2 separate regions of the Mus musculus genome follow, and region 1 is linked to region 2. The links are chromatin contacts, found by Hi-C or POLR2A ChIA-PET in ENCODE. All regions are on one chromosome and are shown on one strand. Each heading gives the region's core, a stretch centred on a gene start or an enhancer-like site at or near the end of the contact. The rest is flanking DNA. Distances are from core to core; before and after follow the strand shown. Region 1 holds the start of Zfp607a (zinc finger protein 607A). Region 2 holds the start of Zfp60 (zinc finger protein 60).

Region 1 (6,209 bases), core at 2,455-4,954, 130 kb before region 2:
CTGGTCTATAGAGTGAGTTCCAGGACAGCCAAGGCCATACAGAGAAACCCTGTCTCCAAAAACAAAACAAACAAACAAAGAAAAAGACAACTCATCGTGAAACTTCTACTACAACGCTTAAATCGATTCAAGTTATTAAATAAAATTAAATCAAGTTATTAAGTAAACATTCGGCTCATCTATTTAGTTGCATATGTGCGCGTGTATGGTGTAATTTTGTGTTCGGGAGGGAGTGTGCACCAGTGTGTGTGGATATGCCTGTCCGAATGTGTGTAAGGAAAGAGACTAGCCTGTGTACAGTTTAGGGGTCTTCTTTGAGTGATCTCAATTTAATTTCATGAGACAGGACCTCTCACTCAACCTAGAGCTCGGTGAGAGAATCTCCGAGGGATGTGAAAAGCAGCCACTTCATGAAGATCCTAGCTTCAACCCTACAAAGCTCACACTCTTCCTTTAGGAGGGAGGACGAGGTCAGCTATCTCTTTTTAAAATTCTATTGCTTAAAATTTATTTTATGTTCTATGTATGTGACGATCTGTCTGCATGTGTGTCTGAGCACCACATGTGACTACAGTGGCCATGGAGACCAGAAGAAGGCATCAGACCCCCTGGAACTAGAGTCACACCTAGTGGTACTGAGAACTGAACATGGATCCTCTACAATTGTCTAGCCTCTGATTCTAGTTATGCAAGACAGCACTGTCCTTTAATTCAGAGTGAGGAAAGCCCACAGTGTAGAGGACACATCCCCCATCCATGGGGCACAGGCTTACCCACTGCGACCAGGTTGCTGTAGGTCTCCAACATCATGTCCCTGTATAAGACCTTCTGAGTAGCATCCAGGCAGGCCCACTCCTCCTGAGAGAAGTCAACAGCCACATCCCTAAATGTCACTGACCCCTGAAAGAGCAAACACAAGGAGAGTGAAACTGGGGAAGCTTTCAAGATGGAAACCAGAAGGGAAAGGACTCAGCGTGGGAAGGAAGCCATAAGGAAATGCTCAAGGCACCTGACTGCACGAGCCCCCCATAAACGACGACTGTGCCCACCTACATAGCCAATACCTGTGCCTCTCCACTCCACCCACATCCCTCAGGCTATACCCACAGAAGGGACATGTCACCTGGGGTCAGGGCAAAACACATAAGGAATGCTGTGAGTCCTTGAGTTTATCATACTATCACATGATGTCGTTAACATTTGTTGTCATGAGAATGACTTCTATAAACTATATACCATTCCATATTATAATTTTTGGTCAAAACAAAACAAACTAACAAAAAACCTTTCAGGTGGTCAGCATGTCTCCTCAGTCTTCCATAACTCCCAGGGTCATTAGCCTAACAACACCACAGATGTCAATCAGGTTTCCCAGGGCACTCAATGAGACCATCCCCTCAAAGCTCTGAAGCCCTCAAGGCCCCTGTTTCCCTGTGGGACTGACACCTCCACTGCAGGGACAGTCCTCCCTGAGCACAGACCAAGCAGAGAGCACACGTGGAGGAACGCATTCAAAGTCAACCGCAGTGCACGCTGGGAAGAGGCACAGACAGGAAGTGCTCAGACCTGCCAGCCCTCACTGGAAAGGGGCAGACTGGGCTGGGGGAATCCGGATCCTTGGGAAGCTTCAAGAGGGAAAGAGGGCAGGAGTCACATAACCTGAAGTCACCCTATGTCAAAGAGAAAACTGTCAACTTACACAGACCATGTGTTGAGAACTGGAGCTGGCCATTCTTCTTCAGGCTTCCTCTCCTGGGGGACAAAAAGAAAGCCATTCACTGCATTGTGACTTGATGTTCCCAGGCTGACTTCTGTCACTGTGATGTCATCGACTACATTTATTTCTCAAGCCTCCCCACTCACTCTCTCCCCTCCCACCGCTCACAGCCTCCCACACACAAATTGGAAGCACACAGGAGTCTACACAAAGCCAATCCCCCCCTAACCCAGACAACCCACGGCCAAGGGGGCAGTGTGGGAGTGCAGGGCACAAACATGTCTGCCTTGAACTCCTCCAGAAGAGGCCAGCAGAAGGGACCCATCTTCCACCCTGAGCTCCAGCTCGCCCTGCACCTGGGCCGCTTTTTTTTTTTTTTTTTTGTAGAGACAGGGTTTCTCTGTGTAGCCCTGGCTGTCCTGGAACTCATTCTGTAAACCAGGCTGGCCTGGAACTCAGAAATTCACCTGCCTCTACCTCCCAAGTGCTAGGATCAAAGGTGTGCACCACCACTGCCCAGCAATCGCATTGTTTCTCACACTCCCTTGTCCTGCAGAACACTGAGGGGAATGAACCCAAGATGGCCTCACAGAGCAACAACTAAAGCACACCAGGCCCTTAGGATATGGCGGCATTGCACTAACAGGCTTCACCACAGGCATCCTAAGGTTCCTGACAGGCCTGGAGAGCCTGAGGGGACAGAACCAAGACTTCAACCTGATACCACAGATCCACACCCACTATCAGCCACGGACGGCATTGCTCATCTGGATCTGGCCAGTGTTACCCATTACACACACACACACACACACACACACACACACACACACTCAGAAAATCACTAGCTCTCAAAGATGCCAAATTCAGTGCTATCACTTTCCCAGCTGAAATGGTGAACAGACATAGTCAACCACCTGCAGTTTTCTGCTGCTTTGAGAGGCAGGCCTGTAAAGATAGGATGAGTGATGCCATTGAAATAGGCGCCAATTTAACAGATCGGGATGTAAAAGCCCTAACGCTAACCTCTGGAGACTCCTATCTATAATTTGTTCAGAAAAAGAAGTGATTGTAGAGAGACGATGTCAAGGGATGTCATTGGAAGGATAATGCGAATACTAAGTGGAAAGGGAAGGGACAATGTAAGGGACACAATGGTGGAGGTATCAATTTGCCTGTCCCTCCTTCAGTTACTGACAATTCCATATTCTAAAACTAAAACCTCATTTTCAAACAAAGCACAAGCTCATTCTTTAATCTTTGATGTGCAGCAATAAAGTCCTTATTCTACTTCAGCCCTCCTTTGTAATGGCTGAGGCACGGAGCCTGAATAAGCGCGAGATCCCAGACTATATCTGAGAGCATCCTCAGGGAGCACTTTCTGCTACTCTGTCAACACTCACGTGGCTAGGATAGGGCTCTGGGAAAGTCCTGGGGCTCAACAAGTAGCTGCCTGCTCTCTTAAGCAACCCTGGAGACTCTTCCGGCCTGAAATGCTCCTCCCATGCTCAACTCTGGGCCTCAGGGAAAGCTTCCCTTCAGTGCGGACTCTTCTCTCAGAAGCTTGGTCCTCTGCTTCAGCCCCTGTGGCCAGGGGAGAAAGTAGGAGCAGAGAGCAACAAGCCGGGTGACACTGGGTGACAGAGATAATGCAGAGAGCTCAAAGTGTGCACACTCGGACAGACAGACACACACACACACCACCACCACCACCACCACCACCACCACCTGCAGCAGCACCGTCCCCCCACACATAAATACACAACCACCCCACACCGCGGTCCACATCCACACCCAGCCGGCTGGTTCCCGCCTTACGTGGAGACCGAAGCCAACTAGAGATTTCTTCCTCCGACCAGAAAGATCGGACTTTCCGCATTAGCGGCACCAGGACACCCAGAGCCTATCCACTACTTCTTGCCATGGTGGCCCTGAAAACTACAGCCCTCGCTACCGGAGATCCGAGAAGCCCAGGGCTCCAGAGAGATCCCAGCATGCAACTTGGCCCAGCCCATTTGAGAGCTGCGTCCTGTGGCTTGTGAGAGTTCCCAGGGGGAGGGGGGTACTCCCCGACTTTAAAGGGGAGGCTCCCTCCTGTGATCAAAATAGTTCCGGGTTCTACTAGTAACTGATTTTCTCTCCTGTGGAGCTGACAGACAAACTGAAGTTTTAAAGTTCAAAAGAAGTAAGATCAAATCAGGCTGTAATTGGCTGTATCTTTGCTTGAGACTGAGTGGGATTCCACCTCGCTGTGCTCTGGTGGGGACTATGGTAAATTGGAAAAGACTGAACTAAAGAATTGTTGGGTTTGAACGTGGGTAGTTTAGCGATTTCAGAGAGAAACAGAAGTTCTAGACACTCCCAGGGTTCATTGTCGCTGTGTTGGAGTTCAGGAAGTCGCCACTCAAACCTTATATACATACACCAATCTCAGTTAAGCAAGACTAGTGTATTAAACACGTACCATAATACTGGAGTTCAGGACTGCAAAAAGGACTCGGGAGCCTAATTGTAGTACTGGTCTGCTCTCAGGGTAGGCTTTTTATATGAGAAACCAGGTTCAAACGTTTAAAGGGCAGGGAGGGGAGCTGTTGGCTTCCTAGGCAAAGTATATTTTTAGCAACCTTTAAGCTGATAGGACCTGAGTAAGGTGGGGGGTGGATGGGTGGTGAACTGGGGAATTTCAGAACAGTGAGATAACAGAACATGAGTATTAAAACTTTTTGGCTTATTAGCAGCATTCTTCAATGTCAGCCCCAAAAAAAAAAAAAAAAAAAAAAAAAAAAAAAAAAAAAAAAAAAACACTGAGCTCATATGCAGGTACAGGAAGAGCTGCCCAGTGGTCAGCTTTACTCAAGATATTTTAGACATAACAGTTGCTATTTACCTTTGATTCAATGGGTCCTACATACAGCTTTGTGAAATAAGATAAGCAAACCTCATACAGATCATTGAGAGCACACAGAACAAAACAGGGTATGTGGCCAGCGTGTCCCTGAGCTCAGTCACTTCTCTATGTCAGTGACTGGCAGGCATGTTACAGCAACACTGTGAAATAGCTGGCAGGCATAGAACAGAATGGCTGCAGCTATGCTGGGGAGCAGGGGAGTCAGACCATAGCATCTGTTATCTAGACGGGAGAATGTGAGTGAGAGCCAGATCGGTATGCATCAACAGAGCTGTGCCCATTAGGCAGTCACTTACATCATGTTGGACTGAGTGGATGAAGGACTAGCATGTCCAGGTAGCCTAAACAAAAACATACACGTGTTTTTAGAAAACCCTATTTATTGTAACGTGACACTATTGAACTTTCAAAACTACTTTTGTTGTCTCCTGTATTTACACGAATTTTCCAGAATGTGAGTAAACAAATGTTGACGAGACTAGACCACGCTAGTAATAAAAGTAACCGCAGTAAAATGTAAATTATCTAAACGCCGAAGTATAGGTTTGTCACATTAGATTGAAAAACAAGTCAGACCCAGCCATGTGTTTACTACAGAAAAAATGTTAAAGATAAATACTCCAGCAGATTCAAAGTGACCATCCTCACATAGTCAAAAGGAGACTAAATTTGATTTTAAAGTCGAGGCAGATTTTGGGCCAAAGGACATTGCCAGTGATAATAAAGAGGGCAAGTCAGTCATCAAGTGACAGTAAACATGGCTGGGCGTGGTAGCAATGCCTTCTATCCCAGCAATGGGGAGGCACAGCCAGCTGCATGTCTGTGAGAAGAGGCCACCGAGGGCTACCCAGTGAAACCCTAAGAACTAAAATACACTCAGATTATGGTGGCACATGCCTTTAATCCAAGGCCTAGGGAGGCAGAGCCAGGAGAATGTCTGTGAGTTCAAGGCCAGCCTGGTCTACAGAGTGAGTTACAGGACAACCAGTACTACACAGGAAAACTGTCTCGAAAAACCAAAAACCAAAACCAAAACAAGCAAACTAAAATAAACTCTGAGTATACTCCTAATACCACACCTTTATAACACGAAGACGGGGAAAACATACTAGAACAATAAGAAATAACAACCAAATCCAGTATCGCATACATAAGTTTTCAGCCTCAATAACTGACAGAAGAAATCCAGAAAAGCAACAGAGCAGAGTTGATTTGGACAGCATCATCACCTATGAATGCAAGTGAATAAAAATGGAGACAGTTAAACTTAAATGGAATCAGGGTGACTGTGTGTTCCTGTCCACACACCTGTGGCAGAAATGCTCATCACCTGAAGATGTTTCTGTTTAAAGCTTCCTTTTTTTCATGCTATTTTTTGAAAAATATAAATACCAGCACTTATAAAAAAAATAAAGACTCCATCTATTTTAAGATATCCAACAGGCTGATTACTAATGCAGACACTGTAGGCAAGGAGTCCCCAGCCCAACCCAGGTAACTGCTTCTGCAAAGCTTGGGTTTTGTTTCACTGGCTTTTGGATCACTTATAAAGATGCTTAGCCTTCTGCCATGCCAATGTGTTCTGTC
Region 2 (5,566 bases), core at 2,535-5,034:
CTACCATTTGGTTTCCCAACCTTAAACAAGTAAGCCAAAGTACATTTACAGCCAGTAAAGTTACTGCGGCAAAAACAAGTATACAATTGGCTAGAGCAAGAGAGCTGTTAAAATGGTGTAGAGGGTTAAATGAGCCTAAAATACCTGAGACTTTCCACAACATCTATTCCTGTCACATCCGGTAACCCTTTTGAGAAAGTTTCCTCATTTTTTTTAAAGATTTATTTATTTATTTATTTATTTATTATATGTAAGTACACTGTCGCTGTCTTCAGACACACCAGAAGAGGGCGTCAGATCATTACGGATGGTTGTGAGCCATCATGTGGTTGTTGGGATTTGAACTCCGGACCTTCAGAAGAGCTAAGAGCTGCCGGGTGCTCTTACCCACTCAACTGAGCCATCTCACCAGCCCTCCTCATTTCTTACTGTCAATCATAAATCATTTGAGAAGAAATAGGATAACTCAAGCCATCTCCCTGCCCACATTTTGATAGTTAGTCTGTGACCTTGTGACACTTATAACTGCCAATGCTTCATAAAGTTTGTGATCCCAAAGACCATTGCTAACAGTACAGGAAGTCCTGCTGGATATGGTGGCTGAGGTCTATAATTCTAGCTCTGGGGAGGCAGAGACAGGGAGCTTGTTCAAAGTCCTCAGCCAACCTGGTCTACATGAGCTCCAAGGCAGCATCTATAATCAGAAGAGCTGGCAAAAAGTCAATATTAACGTTCATGAGAATGACACTAGACCTTCAGTCACTCCACATGCAAAAGTCAACCCAAAACAGATTAAAATTTACGAACTGACACCACTAGGAAGAAACATACAGGGAAGCCTCCAGGACAGTGGACATATTGGGCATTACTCTAAAAACACAAGCAACAGAAGCAAAATGGACAAATACGACCATTTGTATCAAACTAAAAACCTTTACACCACCAAGGAAACAATCAACATGGTACCAGGATAATCTAGAGACCGGGAGGGAATAACTGCAAACTGCATCGGACTAGGAGGGGACAGCTAAACTCCTGCACAGCAGCTTCATCAGGAATGCAGACAACTCAGTGACTGGGAAACTTCCTCGTTAAGGAACAGGCAAGCTGGAAATAGACACTTACCCAAACAGAACATCAATATGGCCTATTAATAGTTATATGAAAAATTAGCATCAGAATGAGAGTCATTAAAATCACAAAGAGAGGCCACCTCAAGCCCATTAAGAGTGTCAGTTACAGCAGCCCAGAGACTTAGCAAAGAGGTTTGTTTAGAGTGCTTGTTGCTCTTGCAGAGGCTAGGGTTCCCAGCACCCACATGGTGGTTCACAACCAGTTCTAACTCCAATTTCAAGGGATTTGACACACTCTTCGGATCACCTACACGACCAGGTATGCACAAGGAGCCATAGGTTATGTAGGCACAACACTCAGGAAGAGAGAGAGAGAGAGAGAGAGAGAGAATAATGAATATGAATCTTTTTAAAAACACTGACCATTATCAGAAAACAAAACATAATGTAGAGAATATAGAAGAAAAAGAACATCATGGAGGAAATGTAACTTCACAGTCATTGCAGAAAACAATGTGGCAGATTTTCAATTACAAACAGACCTCACACTGATCCATGGATCCCACGGCTGAGGGGAATACACACAAAGGAAATAACATCAGTATCTGCAAGAGACATTTACACTCCCACCGCTCTTCCAGCATCATTTCCATAGCAGTGATACGCGACCTCACCAGCAGACGAATGGACCAAGCACATGGAGGATGGGGCTCACGCACAGTGAATCATTTACTACAATATGGATGCACACATGCAATACGCTAAAGAGGAAGGCAAGCACGGGGGATGGGGATGGCTCAGGGGCTGAGAGCCGCTATGGCTTTTGCAGAGGACAGAGTTCAGTCTCCTGACAGCTACAGTGCCTGGAACCCAAGCTGCAGGGAAGCCTATAGCTCTGGTTTCCGGGGGGGGGGGGCACCTGTGGTCATGGACACATAACCCAACATACGTAACTTTGAAGACAAATACTTCATCTTTAAACAATGACAGATACCCATGGTCTCAGTCATGTAGAATCTGAAGCTGTTTTCTCCTAGGAACAGCAAGATGCTGGTTGGTGGGGTTTGAGTGGCGGAGGCGTCAAGAGTGGGAGACGCAGATCCATAAGGGAGAGAGATGGGAGGATGATGATCAAGGGCTACAGAATTCCAGCTACCGGACAGAAGCTCAGAGATGTGTCATGAAACATGGACTTCGATGGATGGTTTTGAAAAGACAGAGAGGGTGGACATTAAGTGTACTCACTCCAAAAATGTGAGTTAGATTAAGTCATCCCAAAGGACATAAATACGGTACAGATTTACACAATACAAACAGTTCGTCGCAACATTTGGAAAAACACTCTGCTCTATGGTATATTCACCTTCCTTGTTTTTGAAATAGGTTCTCACTGTGTAGGCCAGCTGGCCTGAAACGTGTTATGGGGATCAAGCTGCTACAGAATTCACATTGCCCTTCCTGCTTCTTTCTGCCTCGTTGTACCCCACAAAGCCTAGCTTTTCTGTTTGAGTGGCTTTCTTAAACATCCACCAGCAATCGCATTGTTTCTCACACTCCCTTGTCCTGCAGAACACTGAGTGGAATGAACCCAAGATGGCCTCACAGAGCAACAACTAAAGCACACCAGGCCCTTAGGATATGGCGGCACTGCACTAACAGGCTTCACCACAGGCATCCTAAGGTTCCTGACAGGCCTGGAGAGCCTGAGGGGACAGAACCAAGACTCCAACCCAGATGGAGGGGAGGGGAGGGGAGGGGGAGAGAGCCTACCACTTTCCCAATCTCAAAATCTACTAGAAAACAAAAACCTCCACTCTTCCGCTGCTTTGAAATGAAGACCTGTAAGAAGATCTAAGGCCATCTGACGTGTGACACCATCCAAATAGAAATCGATTTAGCACATCGGAGTTTGAAAGCCCTTTTGTTAACCTCTGTCGGTTCCTATCTATAACATGGTCGGTGAGGTGGGGGGAGTGATTGTAGACAGAAGATGTCAAGGGTCATTGAAACGATAATGTGAATACTAACTGGAAAGGGGAGGGACAATGTAAGGGACACAATGATGGCGGTATCAATTTACACGTTCCTTCTTCATTTACTGACAATTCCATATTCTAAACATAAAACCCTCATTTCTCGCACAGAGAGAAAGCGCAAACTCGCCCTTGAGCCTTCGGTGGGTAGCAACAACGATCTCACGCTCCTCCAGCCCTCCTTTTGAATAATGGCCTGCGCAGGGAGCCTGAGTAAGCCTAGATTACATCTGAGTAAGCCTAGATTACATTTGAGAGCATCCCCAGTGAGCATTTCCCCTCTCTTCCCTCGACACTCACACGGCTAGAGCTCTGAGAAAAGGCCAGTAGGCCACCCTCGGAGGCACTTTCGGCCTCAAATGCTCGTCACAAAGCTCAATCTGAACCACAGGGAAAGCTTCCCTTCAGACTCCGCCCCTCACCTCTCCTCAGTGAAGCTTGGTCCTCTGCTGGTGGCCGCGAGAGAAAGCGACAAGCACGGTGATAATGCAAATAGCTCAAGGTGCGTACGCAGAGACGCGCGCGCGCACACACAGCACCGTCCCTAAACACTCACACACGCATCAACATCCATCCACCCCACCGTCCACACCCACACCCGGACTCCCGGCCTTACTCTGCAGAGACCGAAGACACAAAGCAATTCCCTACTCAGACCAGAAAGACCCGACCGTCCGCTATAGCGCCGCCAGGGCACCGGAAGTTGCTTTACTTCCGCCGCGGTAGCCCCTGGGAAATGTAGTGCCGAGTGCTCAACTCGATGAAGCCTAGCGGTCTGTAGTTCAGAGAGATCACTGCACACAACTTAGGCCAGGCCATCTGAGAGCTATGCCAGTGGTTTGTGGGAGACGTCGTGTTCTGTCTCCCAGACCCCCCACCCCACCCCCGGACAGAATAGGAAGCGTGATCAAATCCGGATATAACTGGCGTGGTTACACTTTGCACCAAGAGGGATTCCACCTGCTGTGCTCTAGTAGGGACTATGGTAGATTGGAAGACACTGAACTAAAGAATTGGTTGGTTTTAAACGTGGTAGTTTATATCAGCGATTTCAGACAGCCAGATGTTCAGAGAGTCAGTGTCCCTGTTATCTAGATAGGAAAACGTGAGTGAGGACTAGTTGGATAAATATCAACAGAACTGCGCCCATTTTGAAAGGTGAATGACTAGCATGTGGAAGTATCTAAACAACCACCGACGTATGTAAACAACCACCGACGTATGCCTTGTTTATGTAGGGAAAACGTACTTAGTGTAACATGACATTGAAAGATCCTGACAGAATGTAAAAGGTCACACAAGCCCTGAAATTGGCAAGATAGATGTCACTGTTAGCAGAACTAGCTTCACTGATTTAGAAAAATAGAGGTGCACAATGCTCTGGCCACTCCTTGAACCCGTGTGTCTGCCAATGTTTTGACCGTTCCTTGAACCCATGTGTGTGCCCACTGATGAAGCCCATTGCCAGGTGTTTGTGATATTGGTTGCTGAAAAAGAGTCAGAAAATCTCCCCAGCAACAACAGCCCGGCCAATCTAGAGTTCCTACACCTGCACCAGACTCTTCCCTTGGACCCCTCCCATACCCATTTCTTGAGAATAAACATTGTTTAGATCTGGAAATCCCCTACTTCCCCCTTCTCCTTCCCCCCCTGAGGGCCTATAAAAACTGGGACCTCTTTCCCCTTGGGGTCGACTCCTCTACCCCTGCGTGGGATATGAGTCGTCCCCAGAGCTCTGGCTTTCCCCGAATAAAGCCTCATGTGGTTTGCATCAAGCTTGGTCTCTTGTGAGTTCTTGGGTGTCCGCTATTGTCCTGAGGCCTGAGCAAGGGGCTCCTCTCGGAGTCTTTCAACATGAGCTTTCAAAACCACATTTATTTATTATTTATATTTACACATATTTTTCCAGAACATGAGAGAAAACTAGTGTCAAGGTTAATGATAATCCTATTAGGACCACTAAACATATTAGACGCTTTGTAAATGATCTAAACGCCTACAGTATAGACAGATTAGATTTGAAATAAGTCAGTCTCAACCAGATGTTAACTACAGAAAATACGTTGATAAATACTCTAGCTGATTAAAAGTGACCATCCTCAGGCGGGCAGTGGTGGCACATGCCTTTAATACCAGATTTCTAAGAGTTCAAGGCCAGCCTGGTCTACAGAACCAGCAGTCTCTACACGAAGAAACCTTGTAACAAAAGACAAACAAAACAAAGTGACCATCCTCACAATAGTCAAAAGAAGAATTAGATTGATTTTAAAGTTGAGGCAGATTGGGGGACAAAGAACATTGCCATTGATGACAAAGTAGCAATTCATCAAATGAAGTTCAGTTTGTTTTGTTTTGTTTTGTTTTGTTTTCAAGACAGTTTCTCTGTGTAACAGCTCTGGCCATCCAGGAACTCACTTTGTAGACCACATTGGTTCATAATGGTTTGTGTGGCAAACCAAA

Evidence for each region. Hi-C counts contacts between places; a loop is a spot of excess contacts on that map. ChIA-PET counts read pairs that join two places held with the same protein, here RNA polymerase II (POLR2A).
Region 1: POLR2A ChIA-PET joins it to region 2 with 12 read pairs in Patski. The contact joins the promoter of Zfp607a here to the promoter of Zfp60 in region 2. A Hi-C loop is called at or near these places in 1 of 37 maps with a recorded cell type or tissue (regulatory T cell). POLR2A ChIA-PET finds 5 or more read pairs at or near these places in 2 of 5 experiments (Patski and embryonic stem cell).

Annotation. Positions count from the first base shown.
Region 1 is chr7:27,858,080-27,864,288 of GRCm38, reverse strand. It overlaps Zfp607a (zinc finger protein 607A), which reads right to left and starts at 3,704. Exons shown (of 5, transcript NM_001024726.2): 1 at 3,533-3,704; 2 at 1,700-1,752; 3 at 774-900. The coding sequence starts at 1,732.
Region 2 is chr7:27,729,627-27,735,192 of GRCm38, reverse strand. It overlaps Zfp60 (zinc finger protein 60), which reads right to left and starts at 3,784. Exons shown (of 5, transcript NM_029531.2): 1 at 3,723-3,784.